Linked DNA regions of Homo sapiens: region 1 is linked to region 2. The links are chromatin contacts, found by Hi-C in ENCODE. All regions are on one chromosome and are shown on one strand. Each heading gives the region's core, a stretch centred on a gene start or an enhancer-like site at or near the end of the contact. The rest is flanking DNA. Distances are from core to core; before and after follow the strand shown. Region 1 overlaps LOC105379050 (a long non-coding RNA gene). Region 2 has its middle 79 kb from the start of RPS23.

Region 1 (4,250 bases), core at 67-2,566, 380 kb after region 2:
CCTCATGTGTTAAATGCTCCACCTGCCTCTGACACAGGCGATGATCTCAGAGGCAGTCCCATGTCCTTAGACTTACCTCCCAAAAGGAAATTTGTTATCCATCACTCCCCTACATTCTTCAGACAGCTCTGGTTTTTCCAAGTAGAACTTTCTTCAGTCTATCTGTAGCAATAGCAGAAAATATTTCCTTGGCTTCCAAATTCAAGGAGACTTGTGCATAGAAATTCTATTTTTTTTTTTTTTCATTTTTGGTAAGTTTTAGTGTCAGGGGCAAATGTCAGGTTTCCCTGAGGTCATTTGGGAATTGAGGATGTCCCCATGTGAGATATTGCCGTACATGAAAAGGGCTCTGGGTGATAGAGAGACAAGAGAGGAAAAGAGAAAAGGAGCCATGTGGAGACTGGAGGTCTTGGGTGGGAGTGCTGACAGGCACTGGGTGGGGAGGCCGAGTTTATTACTCTGTTAACAGGTTCCTTTGTAAATTCATCATTTGAGGGGAGTCCTGACGCAAGGAGTGGGAACTGAGAAAAGAGAAAACAGGAAATACACGCCAACAATAAAAAGCAGGCTTTCAAATGAAGAACAGAACATCCAAAATTTCAGCAATGAGAGATGTAAAATTCATGGAAACACTGACTCACGAGGTCAGTTAGCCATAGTTTAATGTCTTTAGTTCACTCTTTCTTTCCCTTCCTCAAAAGGAAGAATAAGGAGAAAATAAAAACTTTTATCCATAGTATATAATATCAAATGAAGTATATTTCAAAGCATTGCACAGAATTAACATCCTTGCTACTTTAATGCTGTAGTTAATTGTCTGGCCTATATGAAAAACTGAAAAATGAGAGAACAGTGAAATGAAGCAGATGCCAAAGGATTCTGGAATGAGAACAAAACACATCAATAATCCATGGGCAGATTTTCAGAAGTTTACAGATGATAATCCTGAAATATTGATTCAGCATTTGTTTTGTTTAGGACAGTCTTAAGTACTTAGAAAAAAAAATCTTAAAATATATATGCCTAGTCAAAGATTCAAAGAGCAAAATGAAGCTATTTATCTCCAATCAATGTATAAGCATGTAAATTTTTTTTGTAGGTGACTAGATAAAGACAGAGAAATCTAGAAATGCCACAACCTTTTAAGGTTTTGAATTGCATTTCAGAGAGTCTGATAGTACACAATATTCAGAAATTAAAGAGACGGTTCCCTTCTACTTTCTTTTCAATCGCTGCCTCAAGAACAGGGGACCTTTGTTACACTCCATGGTATACTGAGCATATGTATGGGAAATATCCTGTGTGGCTTAGGATGAAATAAATAACCTCCTGTGGTCACAAGCCACTCTGCAAAATGGCACTAAGAAGACTGAGTTTAAAGGCAGAGGCCTTTAAGCATGGCCTTTGGAATCAATTGGTTATTAACATTGTTATAACACAGTTTAATTTTTATATGAACATTAAATAACACTTATTGAACAAGCTCAATTTCAGGACTTTTCTCCCCATTTATCTCACAAGTTTTTTTTTTTTTTTAAAGGCAACAGAAAAGGTCTCCCTATATTAGAAGTCCTAGAGTGACAGAGGAAATGAGTCATCAAGATAATTTATGAACTTTCCCATAGCTTGCAATGCACGAGCATAATAATCCTTTGTTATTTAGCCTACTCAGAGACCAAACTCCAAGACCTTGATGGAACACAATTAAAACAGGATTTCTGTAGACTCAAGTCTCTGCTTCACATCCAAAAATGGTTTTACCTTATTGCAATATACTCAATTAATTTTTTTTTTTTTTTGAGACAAAGTCTCGCTCTGTCACCCAGGCTGGAGTGCAGTGGCGCGATCTCGACTCGCTGCAACCTTCACCTCCGAGGTTCAAGAGATTCTTGTGCCTCAGCTTCCTGAGTAGCTGGAATTCCAGATGTGCACCATCACGCCTGGCTAATTTTTGTATTTTTAGTAGAGACGGGGTTTTGACACGTTAGCCAGGCTGGTCTCGAACTCCTGGCCTCAAGTGATCCACCTGCCTCGGCCTCCCAAAGTGCTGGGATTATAGGTGTGAGCCACGGTGCCAAGCCTCAATTAATATTATTTACTATTTTTCACTTTTCTACTGTAGTCACAACAAGCTAGTCTCGGTAAGAAATTATTTTTAAAATGAATTTTTAAAAAGTTTCTGGGTTTTAGGAACTTATAATTCATAGGAGAAAAAGAGAAGCCCCAAACAGCTGGCATACTCAGTAAAGTATATGGTGAAAGTCACAGGAGAGCTTCAAAGTATTAGAAAAGAGGTAATTTGCATTCCAACAGATTTTTGTTTTATTTAATAATTGAAGCTTCTGGATCAATGGGGAAAAACGAATCAGGCATGATGTTTAAAACTCTGGTTATTTTTGAGAATCTTTTGATAGGGAGTCAAAATGATGTTCTTCAACTCATTTCCAAAGAAAAAAGTGTTCAACAATCTTAACGACCTAAAAGGTGTGTAGAGACTTATATTGTTAAAGATAGTCACGTTTTCCATAGTTTTGTAAAACTGTACTTTCTAAATGCAATTGTACTTTCTAAATATACTTTCTAGGTATAGTAGATATTACCTTAAATATTCTCCCGCCTGTGAAATGTCATTTAGCTTGACTGGGTGTTGAAGGGTGTCCTCCAGGCTCAGAGCAAGGATAGCCTTTCACATCCTGTCTCCTCTCAAACACTGTGTCTTAAGGCACCTATCCTCAACACCTTGGAAAATTGGGCAAGGCCTGGCCTTCTGTCTGCCACATTATTTATCATGTGGATGTGATCTATTGACAATTCTAGACACCACGCATGGGAATAGGGGTTTCTAAGTTAACCCATCAACTTCTCTCCTGAGCAGCAAGAAACTCCATTCTATTTGGTAATATTTGCTGAGTCAAATTCTGGTTTGGTAAAAATATGTTAAGAGTGGATCCAATTCAGTCCTGAAACACATCTATGCACTCCATGAGGACCACACTGGATATTGTTTAGGCCAGTGCTTTTAGTCCTGGCTATGCTAGCCCACTTACCTGCCTTCCAGGAGACTGCTAAACCGCATGTCTGCACATGAGCACAGGTGTGTGCTCATCACACACAGTTCTTACATTACATGAGGTTAGCTCCCAATTGCTCATTAGAATGTTAAATGCATTTTCCTAAAGGTTAAGCACTTACCAAATTATGCAAAACATAAAGATTAAGAATATTTTTTTCCCATTCCTAGACTATGGGCCTGTAGGAGTGAAAAGGTAATAATACCTTTTCTTCATATATTATGAGAGTCATGGCCAACACTCCTTTAACAAAAGACAGGTTAGCAAGAGAAAAGCATAACAAAATTATTTAACAGTTTTCTAAGACATGGGAGCCTTTAGAAACGGAGACCCAAAGACCCAGGAAAAACTGTGTTTTATGGAAAGTTTGAAGAGGAATGGACAGCCATGTGGAAATGTGATTGAACAAAAAGGGTATGATCTAATGGCAATAAGCTGAGGGTGGGGTGATGGGGAGCAGTGTGGGAAAGGGAGTGGTATCCCAGCAAGGCCTGTCTGTTCAGGATCTTCTTGTCTTCTCTGTCTAGCACTCCTTCCCACCACATATGGGGCAGAAGTCCTCTGGAATGAGGGTCTTATGACCTATTTTGAGGCAAGGTAGGTCAGATAATTCTTTTACAACCATGCTTCACACAGAAAGGTGGAGGAAAGGCAGAGTGACCTTGCTTCTGAGCCCCACCCAATCTCCTTCAGTTCAAAGCACTTTGGGATAGTGTTTTCTGAGCCTGACAGGCTCTAGTTTTTGGTTTGAAAAATGTGATCACCAAGTATATACAACAACGCTCCTGACCCACATTAGTAAGGCATACTTTTTTGCAGTTTCCTAGTAATAATCAATCCCACTTAATTATATGAGAATAATAAATGTATTTGTAAGATGCTTGGCTAGATCTTGAAATATTGTTTGAATCAAGTTACAGCCACTACGTGGAATAATTGGGGACAAAGGGAGTATTTTTTTGAAAATGATGCACTACACAACTAGGAAACAGTAAGATGCACATAAGTCCCACACAGGACCAACAACTCGAAAGAAACCAGTGCAATCACAAAATTCTACTCTATTTTCCCATCGCTCAGATGCTTATAATCCCTTTTCCAGGAAAGCTTTTCCAAAATATGATTCTTTTAAGGCATACAATTTGTGCACCCATGCACTGCTTCCAAGTCGGGCACTTC
Region 2 (3,883 bases), core at 367-2,866:
ATGGTGTGCATATGGTTATTAAAATTATTATTGGGACAAAAACATTTATTTGCTAAATATAAATGTATGAAAAATACCATAATTTTTGTAGCAGTATTTTAACACATTTTAAAAAATATATTAGAAGTGTCCAAATGTGGAATTGGCTCAGATGTCTCAGCTTCTGAGAAGCTCAGAATTTACCACCAAACAGCAGCCAACGTATGAGGTCCCTTGGGCTTTCGTCCCATGCCAAATGACCCAGCTGATAGAGCCTAAGAACAGATTAGATTCCCTACAGATCCTGATCTTTGAGTATGTACTTCAAAGTGGGGTTTTTAACATCAGTTTTTAAACTTTGCTCTGCATGCTTGTAGGACACTAGCATATTTTGACTTATAAGAATTAATATTTTACCCATTGAAAAAGTACCCCTACTGGGCCACATTTTTAACTATTTAAATTGGGAGAAAAAAGCTGAAATACCCAGAGTTCATGGAGAAAAAAGTGAAATAGGATCTGCCAATATCTGTCAGTACTCCATAGGAACAAAGCAGTGGAAATGAAACTCAGTGTTTGGGCTGTGCATGTGTGCGTGTGTGTATGTGTGTCTTTGTGCAGTTGGCAGATCAACCCTAAACAGGCCTCGTGTGGCTGAGGCTCATGCATTCACAAATCCAGGTGGTGGCCTCCATTTGCAAAAAAATTTCTTTGTTTTGCCATTCTCTGGGCAGAAAGTACTGCCAATAATATATGAGTAATATCTGGGGCTCATTTCCATTTGGATGTGGAGACTTAGGTCTCTAAAACTTTCCAAAAAAAATGTCCGATTGGGCCAGTAGGGAAAGCCATGATGCAACCTTAGTGGACTCATTTATGCTTTGATTGCCATTTCCTGTAGATATCCATGTTTATACATTACGAGGCATAATGTGCTTCATCTTATTATGTGCTATTATTTTAATTTTTCCAATGATAAAATAATGCATGCTTTTTTGTAGAAAATTTGGAGAAATGTATCCTATATAGAAGCTTAAAGGAAGTATGTATAATCTCAGCAAGCAGTGTTATCTCATGCTGACTTAATTCTAAAAGAAATTTTGGTAATTTTTGTTAATTCTTTGTTAATTCTATGCAAATCATTCCATTGAAAATAATAATGACAGAAACATCAGAGTTTTAGGTTTGATCATCAAAACCTGTTTACTGTGAACCTAAAATACAACAGGGACCTGTTGGGATGCATCTAAATTCCAAAGGTCATGTGGATACGTCCTCAAATCTTTTGTTTCTGTTTTAAAATGACAGTGATGGTAAATATTTATGGTTGACTGTGTATCATTGCCCTACATTTTTTATGTGAACCAACTATTTTAATAATTACAAGAATCTTAAAGGAAAGTGCCATTGGTAGAGTCCCATTTTACAGATGGAAAAATTGAGATGAAAAAGATTAAGTAACTTGGCCAAGGTTACAGGCAACTATGCAGTAGAGGTGAGTCAGCCCGTCTTCCAGAAACCCTGAGCATCTTCCCTTCTAAACTTGAAAGTGTTTAGTTTCTTCAACTAAGGGCATAACCGGGTCAGTCAGGATGTATTTGACCACATGAAAGGGCAGCAAAACACATCTCTTTGCTTTGATTTCTGTAGAAACATGTCCCCTGTGTTAAGTGGTGACAAGCCTCGTGGGGGTTTTGCTCAGGCGACAGGCTGGAAATGCATGTGTGGCAGGCGGGCTTGTGAGATCACATCCGAAGCTGGCTGGACTCAGTTCAGTCCTTTGGAGTGTTGATTCAGATGACGGGGGGAAGAGGCGAACCCCTCTTCTTTGGCTTAGAAGATTACGGATCTGTAACTTCAAAAGCTGTTTGCAATTTTATATTCACGTCTCGCTGCCAAGGTGCTTGTCTTATCTGCAGTCTGTTGGCTGGGGCCCTTGTGAGTAAGCTGGGCGGTTTCCTCCTGCATTTGGAAGGAAGTTGCAGGGTCAAAAAGGGGGGTGGGTGGTGGAGAGGTGAGTGTGGCTGAGAGGATGACACCAGCGGAAACAAGGGAAATAGTCTGGGAGGAGGGCCAGACGAGCAGGGTGTGTCAGAGTGAACTCAGGGAGAGGAGAGGAAAGGCCCTTTCCTAGTCTGTGCTGATCTGGGAGGACACACCATCTAAACAGGAAGAGCACAGAACAGAGATTCATCAGACAGACCTGCTTGGGGTTCTTGCTTGCTGGTTTTAAGGCTTTGTGACCTTGGTCAATTTACTAAACCTCTTTGGCCCACCTTCCCCTTCTGTACTGTTTGCTGTATGGTCTGTTTTTTGCTAAGCTCAGGTGGTAATGTTGCCCTCAATACTCCATGCCCAGCTTGTTACAGAAGGAAGAATGCTGGTCTAGGAGACAGGAGATCTGGGTGGATTTTCTGTCCTTACTCTTCATCAGCGATCTGACCCTGGGCAAGATTAAGAACTAATGTGACCCCCAGTTTCTTAATCTGTCAAGTGGGTATAATAATACATACCCTTTTAACTTCACAAGGTTTCTGGGATGCTCAAAGAAGATCAGGTGTTTGAAAAGATTTTGTAAACCTAAAAGGATTATACGTTGAGCTGTTCTAGATGCTGGGTGAAATGTGCGACTGAACACACAGTACTGGTGGACTGCTGGGTTCTCACTCAGGGATGGCAGAAAGGTTTCAATTTGTGAGCCAGCCACTCTCATTGACTGGGAGTGGCTGCCTGGACCTCCTGAGCTTTGGCTGCGTTCTGAGGGAAAGAGTGCTCATGTTGATTATTAATGTCTGTCATGGACAAAGGGGTAGGAGAAGTGGTTCTTGGATTGTGCGTTTGCTCTTTCTGTTCCCGCCTAGTGATTTCTAAATTCGGTTGCTCATTTAGATTCTCCTGGTTAAAATGCCCCATCAGGCAGATTTCCCATTTCATAGGCCTGGATGTGACCTGGGGTGAAGGCAAGGAATCTTCATTTTTTAAATAAAGCTTTCCTTGCTGGTTATTTTGATAGTTGTGCAGGTGTGGAGAGGTGGAGCAGGCATCGAGTCACATGGGAGCTCCAGGTGAGTCTCATGGAGCTCTGAGCATTGGAAGAATGGAGCACAGAAGAGTTAAGCAACTTTTCTAGACATGGTCGTAAGTTTGAAAAATGTAGATCAGGCCTGTGGTTTCTAGTAGGTTGCCTAACTCTTTCTTCATTAAACAAATGGGTTGTATTGTCTGTTATGATGATTCTCCCACTGGCTTCAGGCCTGATTATTTTTCCTTGTGGTTCAGACAGCTGCTCCAAAAGAGTCAGATGCTGAGATCCATTGTCCACCCTGGCTCCTGCTCTGAATTGACATCAGTTTGCAACTAGCAGTTTCATAAATCAAGAAAAAGAAGAAAGGTAAATTAATGACTGTGTTAACTAGAGGGGCTCTGAATTTCTGCTTTACATGTACTCATTTTGAATTTCACTTTTATTATAATGAACTTGCAAACACAGCATTGCAATAGTATATGCACCTCCCAAAGATGCTGGGAAATAGCTGATATTTCATCATTTGAGGACAGTTTGTGCCTGCAAGTGGCAGAGGTGCAGGAGGAGACAAATAAAAGGGATGCCTACATCCTATTTCCATGAATTTCTGTCCTCTGAGCTGAAAGACAATTTACAAGTTGGCTGATAAGACCTTGAAGAAAGAAGATATTTTAAAACTTTAATTGAAAATCCCCATTCCTTCTCATTGAAGAAGCAAAAGAAGAAACTATAATGATGGACACTCTGGTGCTAGTATCAGTCATTTTGATCACAAGACGTGGACCAGCCCACCTTGGAGCTCACTGTGGTGGTGGCCTGGTCCTAATGCAAGTCCTAATGGAGCTCTTGGAACTGGCTGTAGCCTTTGCTGAGCAGGAG

Evidence for each region. Hi-C counts contacts between places; a loop is a spot of excess contacts on that map.
Region 1: a loop to region 2 is called in a map of Calu3, with 2.1 times the contacts of the local background. The contact joins two enhancer-like sites. A Hi-C loop is called at or near these places in 2 of 168 maps with a recorded cell type or tissue (Calu3 and cardiac septum).

The regions. Positions count from the first base shown.
Region 1 is chr5:82,734,020-82,738,269 of GRCh38, forward strand. LOC105379050 (a long non-coding RNA gene) reads left to right here. Exons shown (of 4, transcript XR_948504.3): 4 at 470-3,482. Among named protein-coding and RNA genes, the nearest start is that of MIR3977, 100 kb to the right of the region's middle. Within about 2 kb of position 1,317, at least 3 of the 41 ENCODE cell types and tissues checked have a DNase peak (open chromatin) inside an H3K27ac peak, as active enhancers do.
Region 2 is chr5:82,355,480-82,359,362 of GRCh38, forward strand. No RefSeq gene overlaps it. Among named protein-coding and RNA genes, the nearest start is that of RPS23, 79 kb to the left of the region's middle. RefSeq lists an enhancer at 1,108-2,307. Within about 2 kb of position 1,617, at least 26 of the 41 ENCODE cell types and tissues checked have a DNase peak (open chromatin) inside an H3K27ac peak, as active enhancers do.